4 separate regions of the Homo sapiens genome follow, and regions 1, 2 and 3 are each linked to region 4. Evidence: chromatin loops called from intact Hi-C (ENCODE). Cell type or tissue: heart right ventricle. All regions are shown on one strand.

The links. Peaks named below come from ENCODE experiments on the same cell type or tissue, not always from the same donor. Only the 100,000 strongest peaks of a DNase experiment are listed, where the experiment ranks them.
Region 1: it touches region 4 in a loop (3-fold over the local background); 38 of 110 quality-filtered maps call a loop at or near these places.
Region 2: a loop joins it to region 4, with 2.2 times the contacts of the local background. A loop is called at or near these places in 39 of 110 quality-filtered maps.
Region 3: a loop joins it to region 4, with 3 times the contacts of the local background. A loop is called at or near these places in 5 of 110 quality-filtered maps.

The regions. Positions count from the first base shown.
Region 1 is chr1:183,541,882-183,546,881 of GRCh38, forward strand. SMG7 (SMG7 nonsense mediated mRNA decay factor) reads left to right here. Exons shown (of 23, transcript NM_001375584.1): 14 at 195-621; 15 at 2,472-2,616; 16 at 3,049-3,431; 17 at 4,085-4,456. Among named protein-coding and RNA genes, the nearest start is that of NCF2, 46 kb to the right of the region's middle. RefSeq lists a silencer at 1,981-2,030. In heart right ventricle, CTCF peaks have their summits at 1,912 and 2,120; no DNase peak of the experiment used is centred here; H3K27ac peaks cover 3,573 bases.
Region 2 is chr1:183,548,999-183,553,998 of GRCh38, forward strand. It overlaps SMG7 (SMG7 nonsense mediated mRNA decay factor), which reads left to right. Exons shown (of 23, transcript NM_001375584.1): 19 at 210-290; 20 at 766-925; 21 at 1,753-1,923; 22 at 2,047-2,192; 23 at 2,820-5,000. The coding sequence ends at 2,933. Among named protein-coding and RNA genes, the nearest start is that of NCF2, 39 kb to the right of the region's middle. In heart right ventricle, a CTCF peak has its summit at 2,990 (motif pointing right); no DNase peak of the experiment used is centred here; H3K27ac peaks cover 2,521 bases.
Region 3 is chr1:183,315,866-183,320,865 of GRCh38, forward strand. The region is part of intron 1 of NMNAT2 (nicotinamide nucleotide adenylyltransferase 2); the gene reads right to left. Among named protein-coding and RNA genes, the nearest start is that of NMNAT2, 100 kb to the right of the region's middle. In heart right ventricle, a CTCF peak has its summit at 2,842 (motif pointing left); a DNase peak (open chromatin) is centred at 2,806; H3K27ac peaks cover 3,969 bases.
Region 4 is chr1:183,620,914-183,625,913 of GRCh38, forward strand. ARPC5 (actin related protein 2/3 complex subunit 5) reads right to left here. Exons shown (of 4, transcript NM_005717.4): 4 at 1-5,000. Among named protein-coding and RNA genes, the nearest start is that of ARPC5, 12 kb to the right of the region's middle. In heart right ventricle, a CTCF peak has its summit at 2,483 (motif pointing left); a DNase peak (open chromatin) is centred at 2,518; H3K27ac peaks cover 2,307 bases.

The DNA of each region.
Region 1 (5,000 bases), 79 kb before region 4:
CGATGTTAAGTGTGATAATGAGAACCTCAGTTTCTACATAACTACTTTTTGTGTTACCTGAATCCACATTGTTATATCCTGCTGTTTTCATGGTTATTAGTGCTAGGAATATATTGACTTGGATCCACACACAATTCAGTTGTTATTTTTTAAGTTAATGTTTTTTATATATGGATTTATTTTTGCTTTTTTAGGCTGATTCAGTGTGAAAATGAGGTAGGGAAATTGTTGTTTATCACAGAAATCCCAGAATTAATACTGGAAGACCCCAGTGAAGCCAAAGAGAACCTCATTCTGCAAGAAACATCTGTGATAGAGTCGCTGGCTGCAGATGGGAGCCCAGGGCTAAAATCAGTGCTATCTACAAGCCGAAATTTAAGCAACAACTGTGACACAGGAGAGAAGCCAGTGGTTACCTTCAAAGAAAACATTAAGACACGAGAAGTGAACAGAGACCAAGGAAGAAGTTTTCCTCCCAAAGAGGTGAGAAGGGACTATAGCAAAGGAATAACTGTAACTAAGAATGATGGAAAGAAGGACAACAACAAGAGGAAAACTGAAACCAAGAAATGCACCTTAGAAAAGTTACAGGAAACAGGAAAGCAGAATGTGGCAGTGCAGGTAAGCTGTATTTGAACTATAAAGCAGGTAGAGGAAGGCTCACACAAAAGGCAAGATTTTTCATTTTGTTCTAAAGCCATGAGAATTGGCCGTCCTGGAAGTTTAAATGCATTATTTAATTGCATAGTAAGGTTATATAAAGAGCTGTGATAGATGGTTACTTTTTCAATTCTTGGGAATTGTGAGTGAAAAAAAAATCTCAGCCTGATTTGACACTTTCGTCAGTCTTCACCAATTTAAGCAGTTTGAAAGGATTAGTTGCAGAGTTGTCAGTTTCACACAGGATTATATTTTATTTAGAAGATATAACTACCATTTGTCAATGCTATAGTGGAGATTTGGGGTCTTCTGTAGATCCAGTAGAACCAAGAGTATATTAAGGCTTATGCAGTTTTTTTTTTTAGATTCACTATAATATATATATATGTGTGTGTGTGTGTGTGTGTGTGTGTGTGTGTGTGTGTGTGTATTTTTTTTCTTGGAAAAATATGAGACTTTTTTATTGACAATTATACTTGTCCCGGCTATTGGTATTAATATCACTTTAATCTTATCCTGGATCCTGGGAATTTATAAAGGAAGAACCCAGGTTTCTTGCTGGGAAAAGATAAGCACTGCTCAGTTATTTGTGACTTTCTTTTTATTAATATATTTTCCCAAATAGAAAAGATGGTTTCATGTAAACAGAAAAGGGCCTTTATTCTGTGATGGTTTTATTAATACTATTAATGTTTGAATAAATACTTAAGCAGCCATGTGAGTTGTTAACACATTTTAGCAAATGTATGTGTTTGCATGAGAAACTTTACATTGTTGAAGGCTGCTTACAAATAAATAGTACCTTTGAAGTATTTCTCTAATTTTTTTGAGAAAGAGAAATAAGAAAATAATAGTTCCATTTTAACATTATAGCAAGGAGAGAAACAGAAAGACAAGGTAGAAATTAAGACATAGGGGAGAGAGAGAGATGCTAGGGAAAGGCAAGAAAAAAAAAAATGAACTAGAAAGCCAAAGGATCCGAGTTTTAGAGATAATGAGTCCAGCATTTTCTGTTTACCTTTCCTCCATTCTCTGTAACTGCTCACAATAAGGTCCAGACTGAAAATACAATCTCCTTTTTTGGTTTCTCATCCATCTCAAATCACCTATAAATGATTAAAGAAAGAAAGAGTAAACATATCACCACACTCTGTACCTCGTCCTGGGTTTTCTATAAATGCTACTCATGTTCCCTCATTTTGCTCAACTTTGAGCAGTGCATATGACATCTACTCTCTGGCTCCATCTATAGGATCTCAGGGCCTGTTCCTTACTGCTGAAAGTATCCTTATTTATTCTGAAGGGTGGTAAAGTTGCAGGGTGGAAGGTGGATGCCTGACTGCACATATGGCTACCCAGATGAAATCAAACTGAGGGCCAAAATAACTCACCTATGGGTTAATAGTCATTATTAGTTCATAATTCATGTATGTCGTTTAATGAATTAGAGTATAGAGAACCCTGGGCCCCAGAACAAGCAACTTAAAGTCATAGACAAGTTTTTTTCAACTTGTTAGCATCAGGCATCTCATTTGTAAAACAAATGGGCTCTAAGGTCCTTTACATTTTTGGATTTTTGTGATCATGGGAAAGCAAAATAATTAGTAAAACTAAGATAGTAAAATTATCTTTTATTGGCTATTAAATAATTTGCTTTGATTTTCCATTTTTAACTTAGGTGAATTTAAATATCTTCAGCATGTACTTTTTGATCTAATGAGGTTTTAAATACTTTCTTAGGAGTAGGGTCTTCTTTCTAGCACATTTGAGTTTCAATTTATTATAGATAGTTTTGCTTCTATTGGTTACAGGTAAAATCCCAGACAGAACTAAGAAAGACTCCAGTGTCTGAAGCCAGAAAAACACCTGTAACTCAAACCCCAACTCAAGCAAGTAACTCCCAGTTCATCCCCATTCATCACCCTGGAGCCTTCCCTCCTCTTCCCAGCAGGCCAGGTAAATATGTTTTGTAATTTCTTCTACTTAATCTTTTCTGTGCAAGAATTTCTATTCAGTCACTGAGAAATGTGTTTTCTGTTGGAGTAATGTTACTAAGCCATAAAAAGTTCTATTTTCCCTAATACTTATAAAATTATTTTTGAACTGTTTGTGTGTAGTGTACATACAAGTGCATGTTTGTTATTATGAAGGAAATCCTATCACTAAATACAGAAGCTACTCACAGAACACTGATTACTTCAGTGGATAGAGGAAAAATATCAAGTCTATTTTTAGTTCTTCAAATCAAGTTAAAGATTGACAACATGACTAATCTCTTTTGTGATGTGTTAGAAGACTCCCTCTACCTACCTGTTAAAAAAAAAATGACTTTTTTTGCAATTTTTTGCTGTTTCCTTAAAACTAAAGCTGTGTTCTTCTGTTTTGAAGGGTTTCCGCCCCCAACATATGTTATCCCCCCGCCTGTGGCATTTTCTATGGGCTCAGGTTACACCTTCCCAGCTGGTGTTTCTGTCCCAGGAACCTTTCTTCAGCCTACAGCTCACTCTCCAGCAGGAAACCAGGTGCAAGCTGGGAAACAGTCCCACATTCCTTACAGCCAGCAACGGCCCTCTGGACCAGGGCCAATGAACCAGGGACCTCAACAATCACAGCCACCTTCCCAGCAACCCCTTACATCTTTACCAGCTCAGCCAACAGCACAGTCTACAAGCCAGCTGCAGGTTCAAGCTCTAACTCAGCAACAACAATCCCCTACAAAAGCTGTGCCGGCTTTGGGGAAAAGCCCGCCTCACCACTCTGGATTCCAGCAGGTAAGTTACAGTTGTGTGTACTATCCAGCTGAATGAAATAAGGGGAAATGCTGAAAGATTCAATGTTAGAAATGCTCATTAAACTTTGACATACTTCTTGCTTAGATTTATAGTGATTATGGGAAAACAAAAGTATTGTCTCTACTGTTTATGAAAGTTCAAATGTTTTCCTTACTCTTGTAAAGGATAAAATACTAGATCTTAAGTACCATTCTTGGCTGCTACTAAGTGTCCATTTTATTGAAAATGGATTTTCTGCAAATAATTCTCCTATAGGAACATAAACTACTAGGGAAATAGAATCACAGTCTTGATGAGGTGCTAAGACAGATGTGACACCAATCTTAAATGTTGTCGTTGGAAGCACAGCACTTGAAGCAGAAAGGGGAAACAAACACTCTTATGCAAATATATTCATTCATTCATTAAACCTCTTAAATAGTTGAATTAAAAGAAAATATGAGTGTGGTGCCCATAATCTGTTTCCAAAAAGCTCTGAGTATTGAATAGCCCAAAAGGTAAAGGAAACTGCTGCCTTGCCTAGAGTTTTGTTGGTTGGAAAACACCCCAAGTTCATTCTGTGATTCTTTAGCATTCATTATAAGTAATATTGCATTTTATCCTCACCTTTATGACAGGCGTCTCTTTTTTAGTATCAACAGGCAGATGCCTCCAAACAGCTGTGGAATCCCCCTCAGGTTCAAGGCCCATTAGGGAAAATTATGCCTGTGAAACAGCCCTACTACCTTCAGACCCAAGACCCCATAAAACTGTTTGAGCCGTCATTGCAACCTCCTGTAATGCAGCAGCAGCCTCTAGAAAAAAAAATGAAGCCTTTTCCCATGGAGCCATATAACCATAATCCCTCAGAAGTCAAGGTCCCAGAATTCTACTGGGATTCTTCCTACAGCATGGCTGATAACAGATCTGTAATGGCACAGCAAGCAAACATAGACCGCAGGGGCAAACGGTCACCAGGAGTCTTCCGTCCAGAGCAGGATCCTGTACCCAGAATGCCGTTTGAGGTGTGTGTTCTTTCCTATCACCAGGCAATTTGGAGATAGGTCTGAGGTTGACTGTCTTTTGAATATCTCAAATAGATCTTATAAAAAGGCCACTCTTATTCGTTAGTACTATAGAATGCCACTGAGTATTGGTGTAGCTCTTGGTTTCCTCCTCAGAGTTGCACAGTATGTTTTAGTTTGGAAGCTGAAGAATTCCGTAACTGATTTTGAACTCTGATGGTCTGGCAAAGAAACCATGTACAGAAATCTCTAAAACAGCATGTTAGAGAATTCTGAGACAAAGCACTCCTCTCAGTTGGGCTGAATCATCTAAGTTTAAAAATAGGTTTACTGATATTTAAATAAATTGCTCTCTGAGAGGAACAAGGTTAGCCAGTTATCTTGGACAGTGGAGGTCCCTTTCTTTGCCCTTTTTATTCATGAGAAACAGGTGAATGTTAGTAACTTTTTAAAAGATCTGTTTCTCTGTTAGCACAAGATATGCTAATCATTTTGCTCCATAGCATTGTTTTACTCACTAGCCACATTAACCTTTTGTGTTCTG
Region 2 (5,000 bases), 72 kb before region 4:
TCTAAAAGGAGGATTCTATGCACCTGTGGCAACTGGCACTTAGGCGGTGTCTTGGTGTTAACAGATTTGAATTCACATCTTCTGAGCCTCAAATTGTACTCAGTGGGCGAATACAGGCATGCTTTTGCTTTGGTTCCATAGTATGGTAAGATTAATATTAAGAAAATAGAAGGTATAACTTAATTACCTTTTTTTCTGGGACTGTGAAGAAATCCTTATTGGAGAAGCCCTCAGAGCTCATGTCACATTCATCCTCTTTCCTGTCCCTCACCGGATTCTCTCTCAATCAGGTAGGTGAACAATGAAGAATCCTGCTGTGTGCTTTTAGTGTAGACTGATCATTGTCTTTCTCATACTGTTTCAGTATGTCTGTTTTTTCTTTATTTTCCATGTATTAGTGTATTCCAGATATTTGATTTTATCCCCCTTGTCTCTGATTGGGGCATACTAGTGACTTGTACATCATGAATTAAAACCCTTTAACTTCTCATTAATATTGAAACCCTTAGGGCTCTCTTTTTGAGCCAAATAAATTATTCACATTTTCAACCTGGATAGTTTACACAGAGCAAATTTAAGGGTGAGAGAAAGCAAAGAGGAAAATTAATTTGACTGGAAAATTGAAACAAAAAGAAATAAAAGCCTTCAAAATTTCTCTTCCTAAGAAAAGCTTAAGGTGTACCAAGCATCCATGAACAAGACATTGGATTTTCTCAAATCTCTTTCCTTGGGGTGAGTTTATAACTTCACTGTCATGTCTTTCAGGAAAGATACCCAAATAATAGTATGTTCAATGAGGTATATGGGAAAAACCTGACATCCAGCTCCAAAGCAGAACTCAGTCCCTCAATGGCCCCCCAGGAAACATCTCTGTATTCCCTTTTTGAAGGGACTCCGTGGTCTCCATCACTTCCTGCCAGTTCAGGTATTAACTACTCTTTAAATTATAGACCTTACATTTCCTGTACACTCAGATTGATTAAGGGATAGTGAGATTCTGTAATTACAAATATATCATTTGTTGGGTTATTTTTATTTTTTGTTTGTTTGTTTTTGTAACTTCTGAAAGGAAATAGAAAAAAAAAAAGAAGAAGCCGGTTTATGTAATAAATGCTACTGACAAAACTTTTTACATCCTCAGTAGCCAGCAGAGATGTAAGGGAGAAAATAGAGGTTCTATCTTATGGTTCTCAGCTGCTTTTTAGTTTTATTTGTAGGTGTTCATTCTTTGCAGAAAAATTGCACTTTTTTTTTTGAGACAGTGTCTTGTGGTGTTGCCCACTCTAGACTCAAACTCCTGGGCTCAAGCAGTCCTTCCATCTCAGCCTCCCAAGTAGCTGGGACTACAGGTGCACACCACTGTGCCCAGCTCTGCACTTTTTAAAATTGAGATTTTTAACTTAGAGTCTGACTTAATAGTAATTCTTAAGGTTAGCAAATTCTTTCTGATACATAAGACCAATAAACATGTATCTGAAATAGCCGTGTGAGAATAGGGCATTCATTCAGTTGACAAAAATTGCCTACTATTTTATTTTGCTTTTTTAAGGCGAAGAATATGCCTTAGATATGTGTGGCAGGGCAAATTAGTGCATCTAGCAGATCTCTTTGGAGCCTTTAGTTTCCCTTTCCTTCAAAGCCCTGTGGTTATTGTTAGTAGAATTTTAGTGATCAGATCTACAGGAACCTGTAGTTCTTTGTATGTTTGTGAAACAATGATTTACTATATCCTGTGTTGCTATTATTTAATAGATCATTCAACACCAGCCAGCCAGTCTCCTCATTCCTCTAACCCAAGCAGCCTACCCAGCTCTCCTCCAACACACAACCATAATTCTGTTCCATTCTCCAATTTTGGACCCATTGGGACTCCAGATAACAGGGATAGAAGGACTGCAGATCGGTGGAAAACTGATAAGCCAGGTGAGATCTACATTTCATTGCCAGGCAAAATTGAAAGAATTTACTCTATCCTTCCCTGGGGTCTGGCAATTGGCAGTGATAGAACATCTTCTTGAATTTTTCTTATCTCTTTTCATCCCTTAGCCATGGGTGGGTTTGGCATTGATTATCTCTCAGCAACGTCATCCTCTGAGAGCAGTTGGCATCAGGCCAGCACTCCGAGTGGCACCTGGACAGGCCATGGCCCTTCCATGGAGGATTCCTCTGCTGTCCTCATGGAAAGCCTAAAGGTGAGTAGATTTCAGGAACAAGAACCACAAGATTATTACAGCAAAGGTGTCTCTGCTTTCATTCACATAAATAGCTAGACTTCTCAGGCCCTCGGAGTTGACTGATACATAGCACATATATAACAAAGTCCTAGAAACATGGTCTGCCTTACAAGATTCTTGAGTGATAATTTTTAATTTCTGAATTCACTAGTGGTAAAGCAGTATCTTCAGGAGGACAAAAACAAAGGTTTTAGTTTCATTCTAAGGTTAAGAAAATTCTGATTCATTTTGGAATGTTTGATTTAAGCCTTTTCTGACAAAATAAGAGTATCTAATTTTAGAAATGTTTTATTTGCCTGAAAACTTTATAGTAAATGCCCTGTGTGGTACCACATACAGCTGAGTTTCAGTAAAAAGACTTGACATAAAATGTGATTTCACTTCTTCTGGTTTAAAATAGTCTTAATGGAAACTAACTAGCTTTAAGAGTCTTATAATGACTTTTTCTAATAGCTGGATTTTTATGGGGAGTGGGGTTGGGTTTTGGGGCCATATATATGCCTTTATATTTGGCTGGGATTGAAAAATCCCTTTCAGACAACTTGGCATTTGACCTCTGCTGACAAGATCTGGACTGTTTTTCAGTCTATCTGGTCCAGTTCCATGATGCATCCTGGACCTTCTGCTCTGGAGCAGCTGTTAATGCAGCAGAAGCAGAAACAGCAACGGGGACAAGGCACCATGAACCCTCCACACTGAGGCCAAAGTGGCAACCTGGGAATGAAGGCTCCATAAACCATGGCATGTTGGGTTTGCAGGACTGGCCCACACAGTCCCCTGCAGGTGGCAGCCCTCTTTTCTGTTTCTCGCTGTCAAGAGGGTGTAAGTATTCCACCAGCCCGCTGAGTGTGCACGAAATGTTCGCAGTGCAACAAAAAGAAAAATCCATCAGGAACTCTCCGTCCCCCCGGGGCCCTCCGGAGGGAGAGAGAGAGGAACTGCTGTTTATCTCACTCAGTTACTTGGTATCACCGCCTCTCACCTTCTCCATCGTGCATGTCCCCAGCCACATGGGAAGTGAAAGCTGAGAAGGGAAGGCAGATGGGAGAAGCCAATGGGAACTTCTCAGTCCTTTTTTCCTCTTTGGGGAATAAAATAGGAATCCATTAATGATTGCTTTGCTGACTGAGAATGTAGTTGAAATTATTCTTAAACATCTTTTATTATTATTACTCTCAGTAGTAAAATATCACACTGAATTCTTCCATACACAGGTGTGCTTCTAGTCAGTGTGTAGCAAGGAAAGCCCCGTTCACTGCTCCTGTGAGAGGTTGGTGGTGACAGGATGGGGAACCGACCTCTTCAGCCAGTGGAAATGTTCCATAAGGGAGAGTTCAAGGCCTGTCAGAAGGCTCTGGTAGGCCTTCCTCTGGCCAGGAGACTCCAGCAGGGAATGCCCTTCACTCTGTAGGTGCTCGAGCCCCAATCGAGGATACAGTGTGGGTGGTGGTGCTGGGCTGGACTAGCAGGTAGACTGCTGTAGGATTTCAAATTACGTTTTTGATTCCTGTACATTTTACAGTCGCACAGCAAGCAGTCTCACAGAAGGCAGGCTAGTCCATTCACAGCCTGACACGTTCTAATAGGTAGAAGCTTTCAGTGTGGTTATTTTTTCTTTGGTTGGTTTTTGTGCCCCCATTCTACTTCCCACCCTCCTGCCCCATCTCCATCCCTTCTTTTACCCAATGCTGTATGCTAGTAATTGTTTTTATTCCTAATGTGTGCAACATCACATCTCCCCAAGAAGCAACAGCATGGGGTCCAGCAGTTGGGGCCCAAAAGACAGTCTGAAGAGGAAGGAAGCAGCAGTATCTGCGTAGCCCACAGAGGGCCCAGGCCCCTGCCCAGCTGCAGTCTCCCAGCCTCCACTTTCAGAGTGAAATTCAAGGCAGCACGGACATGTGCCCATCAGGCACAGAAGAAAACACGACGTCGTCCATTTTGGAAGAGACGAAAGAAAGGAAAATAAACTCTTTGTATGATATTTATTAGGAGGAAAGAGGACTGAAAATGTTCTTGTGTAGAAACAGAAGGACAGCATTTCTGTTAGTCATTTCCTGGAAAAGTAATATTTTAAGGGGAAATTATGGAAACAATCTAATTGTTCAATTGCTGTGCTAGTGGTAGGGTTTATTTTCTGGGAGGTCTCTCCTTTGTGTGTCTGTATGTTTGTGTACACACACGTGCCCATCTGCTGTCCCAGAGGGGAGGGGTTGTGTGTGCGAGTGTATGGAGTTAGTGTGGAACTTAAGAGCTGGAAGACAGCTGTAGAGCAAAGCACATCCAGGAGCCCCAGTTGTCACTGCAGTCTGGGCAACCCCAGCAATGAAAAGGGGTGAGATAACGCTCATTGCTCTTCAGAGAGAGTGGTTGGAGCCCCCCCCGCCCCGTATGCTTACATTATTGCTCTTTTAGTTTGACATGGTGTTTGGGTTTTGTTTTTTTGAAAGGTCTGAAAAGGTGAAGCCCCCTACCCAATGGCAATATGAAACCTTTTGTGCTTCTCTTCAGCCCCTTCCCTGTGTCCACCTTTCTCTCCTCTTCCCAAGCCTTTTTCCTACTACCTTTACCCAGTTTGTGTGTTTGAGCTCTGCATTCAGGCAGCTGCAACATTCCAGTGTTTGAACTGTCACTGATTCTTGCGCCCTAGACAAGCTAACCAGGTTTACCATCTCACTCCCAGTAATACCCAGCTCCTATCTAAAGCCCCATTCTGCATGAGAATTTGGTGTTTGGAATGTTTTCTGACTCTTGGGGCGGGATTCC
Region 3 (5,000 bases), 310 kb before region 4:
TAATAAACCTGCACTTTCTGCACATGTACCACAGAACTTAAAGTAAAAAAATAAAAAAATAAAATGAGTAGCCCATGAACTAAAAAACCAACAAATTTAGAATAACAAAAGTCTTTAATTTTTGATTCTTAGAGCTTTTTCTCCTTAATTACTAAAAATCAAACACCCACCTTGGGAGAGGAGTCAGCCAGGACCTCTGTTCTTGGGCTGTTTCTGTCCATCCCTGACATCCTCTGCACATCAGGATGTTTGAGGCAGCGAGGCATGCTCTCCTTGGGAATGGAGGTGACATCACAGGCCCAGAGTCCCCACTGACCCTGAGTGCTCCAGTTCCCAGGGACTTCCTCCCTGGAATCTGGAATTCATTTTGGCACAGGTCATGGAGAGCCATGCGAACAATGAAGAGGGAAAGGGTGGCAGGGCTCAGTGTCTGTGTCACCCAGGGTCTGTTGCCCCCAACTCCTCCCTGACATAAATGGCTGCTCTGTGGGGTGGGGAGCTAAGAGGAGAGGGCTGGCCCCTCTGTCTCCTGCAGGCCCTCCAGCTTGAAAAGAGAGCAAAATCCATGCCCCCTCACCTCCCCATACACATTCTTTCTGACCCATTTTCTTTCATGTCTGTGGAGATCAGATGCTGAGTCAAACGGCAGCCCTGGATTTCTTCCTGGGCTGCTGCAGTACCAGCTGCAGAGCCAGGGCTCGCCAGCCCCCCACCAGGCACCTCGGTCCCCTGAGCTGTCCAGGCACGGGGGCCTGAGGGACTGGGCACTTTACTTCCCTCTGGAGGGCAGGCACTGTGTCTCATCCAGCTTGCTGCCTTCCTCAGCTCCTCCCCCACAGCCCTTACCAGGGCTCCTTCTATATTGTTGATACTCAGCAAACATTGATTCATTGGGTAAGTGAACGTAAGCAGAGCTTGCCATAGGGAATATTATTCACTAGGTAAAATGTGTTGGAAATAACCCTTTATCTGATTCCCCTTCTTTCCACTTATAGAAATTGAGGTGTTTTCCTCCGGTCCTGCATTTTGGGACTCTAAGTCAGCATCCTTGGCATGCCTGTGTTCCAGATCTCCATCCCCCATGCCCTCAGCTAGTTGTTACCTAGTAGTCAGACACTACTAATCACTAGACCTGTGCACATTTGATAAATGTTACCTGATCCACATACATTTTAATAAGAGCCCCCAATGTCTCTCCCCAGAAGAATGTCTCTAAAATGGGAATTCCAGTAACCTGTGTCAAAGTGGAGTAGACTCTTCTAAATGGGAACCGTCGGGTCATACCTCAAAAGTGGCAGCCTCAGAGTGGGGTGGGCCTGGCTGGTCAGCCGTTTTATCCCAGAAAGTAGGCTCAGTTTCATCCCCCCGTATTTCAGCCCACATCCTCCAGCATACCCTGAGCCTGACTGATGGATTTTTTCTTTTTCCTTTTTTGAGACAGGGTCTGTCACCCAGGCTGAAGTACAGTGGCTACCTCCTGGCTCAAGTGATCCTGCTGGGCTCAAGCGATCCTCTTGCCTCAGCCTCTCAAGTAGCTGGCATTCAGCCACCATGTTCAGCTAATTTAAAATATTTTTTGTGTGTGTGGAGATGAGGTCTCACCACCATGTTGCCCAGGCTGGTCTGGAACTGCTGGGCTCCAGCTATCCTCCTGCCTGAACCTCCCAAAGTGCTGGGATTATAGGCATGAGCCACCATGCCTGGCCTTGACCCATGGATTTCTATGTACTCTCTTACCCACTCCCTCATCACCTACAATCAAGTCACCTCTTGCCAGTCTTTGGAAGCCGAGAAGACTTTTAGAGTTGACTCTGTTTTCCTCTCATTTTACTGGCCAAGAAGTGAAGGCCCAGAGACTGCCTAAGATAACCCCAAGGGCTGGAAGTGGATTCATGAACCCCCACCCAAGTCTATTAACCCCAGGGCTTTTGACACTAGCAGAGGGAAAGGCTTCTACCCAGATTAATGACAGGGGCTATTCAAAGATTCTTGACCAGTGTCCAAAAGAAAAAAATATTTAAATTAGCATCCACTATGGGCTGGATTCTATGCTGAGCACTAGAGTCACAGGTGGTGCACCCACTGTGAGACACAAATACACAAACAGACAAACACAATACAGTGTTAAAGGAGCTGTAATAGCCAAAACGTCTGAGTGTCTATTATGTTCTGGGCACTGTTCTATAGCCTTCACAAACAGTTATTCTAAGGGCAGAGGTAAGCTCATGGCCCTATGGAAGCTCTGAGTTCCACTGACACAGTGGGAAATTGGGCTTCGACTCCCAGACATCCGGCCTAGGCTAGCGAAGTCTCTGCCTCACCTCCCCAGCAGGCCCTGGGACCCCAGTGACATGGCCTGAGCCCTGGATCCTAAGACCTCCTCTCACTTTTGTGTCACTGGGACTTCTGTGCCCCAGCCTGAAGTCCTCTTGCCTGTCTGCAGGCTACAGTCTGTTAGAGAAAAAGTCCAGGCCAGATGAGGAAATGGGGCTCTGTCTTTGGGATGGGAGGAGAGGGACTGCGGAGGTGATGGCCCACAGGTGGGGAGGAATGACTTGAGTTCTGTGCTCGGAAGTCAGGGCAGCTCTGCAAGATTTTTTCCTGGCCAGTTTTGGATTTCCAAAACCAGAGAGAGATTCATTGTGTTTGCCTTGAGAAAGGAAATCCCCCAAACAGGACGATGGGGGAGGAATTTCTGAGGGCAGAGAGTTTCTAGAACTGAGAAGGGAGGGTTTAGGGAGGCCAGGACAGAATCATTGCACAACCCTGCTCTCCCTGGGAAAAACCCTCAGTCCTTCCTGCCTTGAGCCAGAGGCCACGGGCTCCATCTGCTGAGAGCTTGTAGAGACACACATCAAACAAGTCCCAAACTGCTGACCTCTACTTCTACCTTTGCTGAACTCCCTAAAATCCGATACAGGAGCAGAGGTTTGGGGCCTGGGAGCCTGGGGCAGGAAAGAGCCAAGGGCAAAGAAGTACAAGCCAGCTATGGATTTTTAACATCATTATTTTGTTGTTATTATTTATTGAATCATCACATCAGCTCTATTGGAGGTGGTATCATTAAGCACAATTTATAGATGAGAAGTTAAGGACTTGCTTATAAGGGCAGAAATGGGAATCATATAGGGACTCAGAGCCCCTGCATTCTCCTCATTGCAATGCTACTGTCTTGTGGGGACACAGGCGTGTGCATGCCCCATACCCCCACATACACACTACCTACCACTGTGCTGCAGCAGAAGCTATGCTGAAGTAGAAGTCAAGATTGCTGAGCCCAGTCCTGACTCCACTGGAAACTGGCTGGGGGCTCAGTTGACTCACCCCAAAAAATCTGCTCCGGTTACTTCCATTCTGCCAACATCGAGCACCTACTGTGTACCCGTGCTGAGTGCCAGGAATACAAGAATTTAGAAAATGAAAGTCCTGCCCTGGAGGCATTTACACACCAGTCAGACTTATAAACACCAGAGAATGACTTATAAAAAGATCACTTCAGCACAGTGCCTACATTTCCAAGCAGTTGTAAAGTTTAAGTGAGATGATATATGCCACTGTTTAGAAAACCCAAGAACTGCCCCAATGTTCTCGAGGTTGAGCCAGCTCTCTCAGAGGCAGCAGGAGAGTCACAAGCAGGCTGGGACACTCTTGGTCATCCTTCCCTTCTCAGCAGCGCCTCTGGCCAAGGCCAGGCCTGCCTTCAGCTTCCACTTGCCATGGTGACAGTGCCATCCTTGGTTTCTTCCCTCCTTCCTTTCTTCCTTCTTTCCTTCTTCTCCTCTGCCTCTCTCTCTCTCTTCCCCTCTCTCTTTCTCTCTTCCTTTATTTTTTGGTTTCCACTATTCTATGTGTCCTCAGCAGGGAAACCGGCAGGATATTCCTCCTCCATCTGACAAGAGTCAGAAATTGGGGAACTTCCATAGCTGTGGGGTTGAGAGTGGGATGCAACTTAAGATGACCCTGGGAGGGAGTTTTCCATGATCTGCCGTGTCTTTGAGCATCTGCAGTTCCCATCCTCTCATTCCCGTTTTTCTGGACTTATCTCATTATGGTAGGAAAGTCATTTATTCACCACTATTAACAGCCTCTCCCCTTCTCTGCCCATGGCGGGGAATTCTGGGATAGCTGCTGTCTCTCTGGCTGAACTAGGGTAAAGGGAAAGGAGCGAACTGAGTGAAACCAGACAAGGTGAATTGATTTCCTCTAAAAATTAACTCTGAGTTCCTGATGAAGGAGAAATAAATAGATCCTGAGGATGAGATGAGAGGAGAAACAAGATGAGAATCTTCTGGGCTTAGAGAGAATTGTTAGGAATGAGGAGAGAGGTGATAGTATTTCAGAGGTAGTATATGTGAAATATACAGAGAAAGATAAAGTTTTTGAAGTGCTGCTCTAGTTTGAGTTGAACATCCTTTTGGTATTCTTTGAGAGATTTTGGCAGAGATTAAAATTTCTGGCCAGGCACGGTGGCTCACGCCTGTAATCCCAGCACTTTGGGAGGCCAAGGTGGGCAGATCGCCCTGAGGTCAGGAGTTCAAGACCAGCCTGGCCAACGTGGTGAAACCCCTGTCTCTACTAAAAATACAAAAAATGAGCCAGGTGTGGTGGCGGGTGCCTGTAATGCCAGCTACTCGGGAGGCTGAGGCAGGAGAATCGCTTAAACCCAGGAGGCAGAGGTTGTAGTGAGCCAAGATCAACTGCACTCCAGCCTGGGCGACAGAGCGAGACTCCATCTCAAGAATAAATAAAATTTCTTTGTGAATTACTTTTTGGATACCTGACAGTTGTTTCTCTGAGTACATCATGATGTTAGGACTGGGTCACGAGACAGCTATGTTTTACCTGGGTTACACCAACATTCACAGAAGTTGATCTAAAGTCATCTGTCCTAACCTCTTCATTTTACAGATAAAGAAACTAGGAGCCAAGCAGGTCACAGTTCTTTGTTTCTTTCCTTACCAAACAGTGGAACTGCCTCTGTCCTGCTGTTGCCAAAAGGG
Region 4 (5,000 bases):
TATTTGACATTCCTGTTGAAAAGAGCTCCTACAAATCAGTAAGAAAAAGACCATCAAAAGGGCAAAGAAAATATAGAAATACAAAAATATAGAAAAGAAAATACAACTGGCTATTAGGCATGTGAAAAGATGTGCAATCTCATTTACATTAAGAGAAATGCAAATATATGATACCATTTTTAAAACATCAGATTTGAAAAGATTAAAAAATGTTTTATGACAAACACATAGAATAGGTAAAGGGGTGGGAAAACATGCATTCTTCTACACGGCTGGAGAAAGTATAATTGATAAAACCTTTAAGAAAGGCAATTTAGCAATATCTCCCTTAAATGCCCTCCAACTGACCTTAACTTTCACTTTTAGGAATTGATCTACAAATAGGCTTGAACATATGTAAAATGACTTGTGTATAATGCTATTCACTGTAGCACTGTTTGTAACTGCAAAAGATCAGAAACCACCTAAATCAATAGGGAAATGGTTAAGTAAATTATGGTACATTTATTTATATAATAGAATTATTATGCAGTCATAAAAATAAAATTGTTATCGGAAAGTGGTCCCAATCCAGACCCCAAGTGAGCGTTCTTGGATCTCACACAAGAAAGAATTCAAGGCCAGTCTGTAAAGTTAAAGCAAGTTTATTAAGAAAGTAAAGGAATAAAGAATGGCTACTCCATAGGCAGAGCAGCCCCGAGGGCTGCTGGTTGCCCATTTTAACGGTTATTTCTTGATGATATGCTAAACAAGGGGTGTATTATTCATGCCTCCCCTTTTTAGACCATATAGGATAACTTCCTGATGTTGCCATGGCATTTGTAAACTGTCATGGTGCCGGTGGGAGCGTAGCGGTGAGGATGGCCAGAGGCAGAGGTCACTTTCATTGCCATCTTGGATTTGGTGGGTTTTGGCCAGCTTCTTTACTGCAAACTGTTTTATCAGCAAGGTCTTTATGACCGGTATCTTGTGTTGACCTCCTATCTCATCCTGTGACTTAGAATGCCTTAACCATCTGGGAATGCAGCCCAGTAGGTCTCAGCCTTATTTTACCCAGCTTCTATTCAAGAAGGAATTGCTCTGGTTCAAATGCCTCTGAAGGGAATAAGGAAGTTCTTTATGTATTGATAGGAAATTACCACCAAAATATACTGTTAATGAAAAAAGCAAGGAACAGAACACTATATATAGTATGTTAGTATTTATGTACACAAAGGGGTAAAATCTTATATAGGTATTTGCCTGTAAATGCATACACTGTATCTGGAAGGATGCCTAAGAATTAAGTGACAATAGTTGGTTGTCAAAAGAGGAACTAGGGTGGAATGGAAAATTACCACAGTACATATTTCTTACCTTTTGAATATTGAACAATATGAACAAATTATTTGAAAACGAATAAAAACTAAAATGAATAAAATACAGAACCATTGGCTAATGAATACACTGACCTTTAACTTAGCAAATTGAAGAAAATCTTAGTTGCCCTGGCATCTTGATTCAATTTTTGGAGAAACAAAAGGAAGTATGATGTTATTCAGAGGCATTGGCCATTTAAGTTATTCATTACCCTAAGGGTTGACAGAATTAGAAAAATCTACGTATAAAGTCAAGGACGGTGATATAAATTCATGGATATAATTTAATGGTTATCTTTAAGGAAAACAAGGGGTATTGGGTCACATCTCTGCTCTTAGAAGGTGATGCCACAGAATAATGAACAGATCATATAAACTCCCATAGTGCCACTGTTAGCCAGATATGAGCTGGAATTCTGTTCCTCAGCCACTTTCTCTGGTGACTTCTGGCAAAGCTAAACACTATAGGGGCTGCACGTGGTACTCATGGTGGCTCTGATTTCCACCTAAGGCTGATAAATTCCCTTCTTAACTGTCCACATTGAAGTGAATTGAAATTCTTTGTGACTAAACTTGATTGGCTCTAGGGTATTTGAACCCAAGAATTATTTTACTCTTTGTATAGTTCTCAATTTGTACTTCTGATGTGTTGCCCTATTCAGGTACCCTAAGAACCTGTGTATAAATTAAGGATTTCTTAGGTGACTTGGCTCGTTCAATGTTATGCAACCAAGAGATATTTGTTGAACATCAACTATGCCAAGTGAATGTGGGGATGAGTAAGAGCCAGCTACTATGACTTCAGGGGGCCCATACAGTCTAGCAGCAAGGTCAAGAGGGTGTGTCTTGCAGAGCAGGAGCTAACTGCTAGGCTGGAAAATACGGGAGTTTTAGAATGCTTTGGAATTCAGGTGGGTCATACACTACTCAATTTGTGTTTCATGTGGTGTGGATTCTAGGGAACTGTTTCAGAGAGAAATAAGAGATGTAAACATAGATTATTTATGTTGATTACTCTTACACACTCAAGTAACAGAAATGATAAAGGAAAATAGAAATGTTAAAGTGAATGCTGTGTCCCATGTTGCTTGTGGTTGGATCATCAATGTGGTGAAGTAGCACCACCTTGAGGCAGATGACATGCTGTACCTCTGTGGGCTTCCCGGGCCTCCTCCATATCTGGAATCATACAAGAGGCACCTGCACAGAACGTTTTCACATTGGGGTTTTCACATATTGTACTAGTGACATTGGGGTGAGGGGGAGAGGGAGTGGGGCAGAGGTCCCGCGGCAGGAATATGGACAGAAGCAGCCTTGTTTAAGGGCACTTGGTTCTACAGAGGCCGTTGGTCTGTTCCTTAATTGGGTGTGTTTTTCAATTATTTTGGTGCTTTTAACATATTTTGTCTGTAAGGGGATGTTAGTTGTAAATCTAAAGGAAAAATTGTGTATCTAAAAATTAATCAATCTGGCTGGGCGCGGTGGTCACGCCTGTAATCCCAGTGCTTTGGGAGGCGGAGGAGGGTGGATCACCTGAGGTCAGGAGTTCAAGACCAGCCTGGGCAACATGGTGAAACCCCATCTCTCCTAAAAATACAAAAATTAGCTGGGCACGGTGATGCGTGCCTGTAATCCGAGCTACTCAGGAGGCTGAGGCAGGAGAATCGCTTGAGCCTGGGAGGTGGAGGCTGCAGTGAGCCGAGATTGTGCCATTGCACTCCAGCCTGAGCAACAGAGCAAGACTCCATCTCAAAAAAAAAAAATTAATTAATTAATTTTCTTTTTTACCTTTATACATGGGGTTAAACTAAGTGATCATCAATGTCTATTTCAGCTAATAAAACATTATGATTTCCTATAATTTTACTTTCTTGAATCTATCACGGAGATAGTTTCTGATCCTGTTAATAATTTGCACCATCTAGAATTCTTATGTTAAAAACATTAAAACTGCAGCTGGGCGCGGTGGCTCACGCATGTAATCCCAGCACTTTGGGAGGCCGAGGTGGGCGGATCACGAGGTCAGGAGATCGAGACCATCCTGGCTAACACGGTGAATGAAACCCCGTCTCTACTAAAAATACAAAAAATTAGCCGGGCGTGGTGGCGGGCGCCTGTAGTCCCAGCTACTTGGGAGGCTGAGGCAGGAGAATGGCGTGAACCCAGGAGGCAGAGCTTGCAGTGAGCCGAGATCGCGCCACTGCACTCCCGCCTGGGCCACAGAGCGAGACTCTGTCTCAAAAAAAACAAAACAAAACAAAACAAAACAAAACAAAACAAAAAACATTAAAACTGCAAGAACAGTGACTATTAAACCCACTTTTAACTTTCTCTTTCTACTCTGTTCATTTCACTTGGACCGTTTGTCCTTTCTGCCCCTCCAAAGGATTAGTTCAAATTAATGTCTCACTTTAAATACTCTGATCCACCCTGATTTTGTTGTTCTCCCAACATTGACTAACTGCATTTACAGTCAAATGCTAAATTGTATGACGTTAATTCTCTTTTTTTTTGTATGACATAATTTTCAGGTGCTTAACCTTACTTCCCAATTAGGCTGAGAGCAAACTGGTGAACAAGATTCAGACCTTATTCTTCTGTTATGTCCTCATGATCCTGGGATCCACAGGAAATGCTTTAAAAAGAATTCGGTTAATTTGTACCATCTACACATTGATTTCACCCATGTTCATGTCCTTAAAATATCATCATACTTGTCATCAAGTATGACTGTTACCGAAATGGTGCTGTTACCCAATGACCAAGAAGGGGTATGTTTTCCATTTCTTCCCTTTTGTAAAATGCCAAAAAAGAAACCAAATAGTAAAAGCACTGAGATTAAAGGAGGAGAATGGGAGGTAAACAACTACTTTTGTGCTAAAAGTGTCCTATGGCATTTATATATATTTTTTCCGCAATTAATCCTATTCCCAACTCTTCACCAAGGATAGTACTGTGTCATGGTTACTATACCCTGGGCTGACATTTAGTCAGGAGGCAACAGTTGAACCAGTTGTTTCCAGCTAGTATCCATTTTGACTCGGTCTCTATATTATACTACTTGTTAAATATTTTTAGTATCTCCCCTCAGTAAAGCTGATAGACTGGCAGATTCTAAATACACCCACCCATTCTTGTGAACAAATATGAACTCCAGAATTTTTCCAAACGCTTCAGTTATGAAAGTGATGTTAAGAAGGATTTTATGAAAAAGCATTCAGTATCATTTGATTTTAAAGTTTGTAATTGGTTATGCTATACCTACTTGACTACCTCTAATACCTATTGGCTAAGGCACAGTGGCATGTGCCTGTAGTTCCACCTTTTCGGGAGGCTGAGGCAGGACTGCTTGAAGCCAGGAGTTTGAGGCCTCAGTGCACTATGATCACACCTGTGAACAGCCACTGCACTCCAGCCTGGGCAGCATAGCAAGTCCCCATCTCTAAGTAATATTTAAGAATAATACCTATTGCTTAGCTTATCTTCACCCATAGGACCCTGAATTGCCTGGAAGTGTTTTAAAGTGGGAATCTAGTCAGGTGAAGATCGAAAGCAAACAGAAGTCGCTGTGAGTAGGTAAGTACAAGAAATAGATTTGAGGTGAAAGAAAGAGAATTTTGGAGGCTGGGAGTGAATGACTGC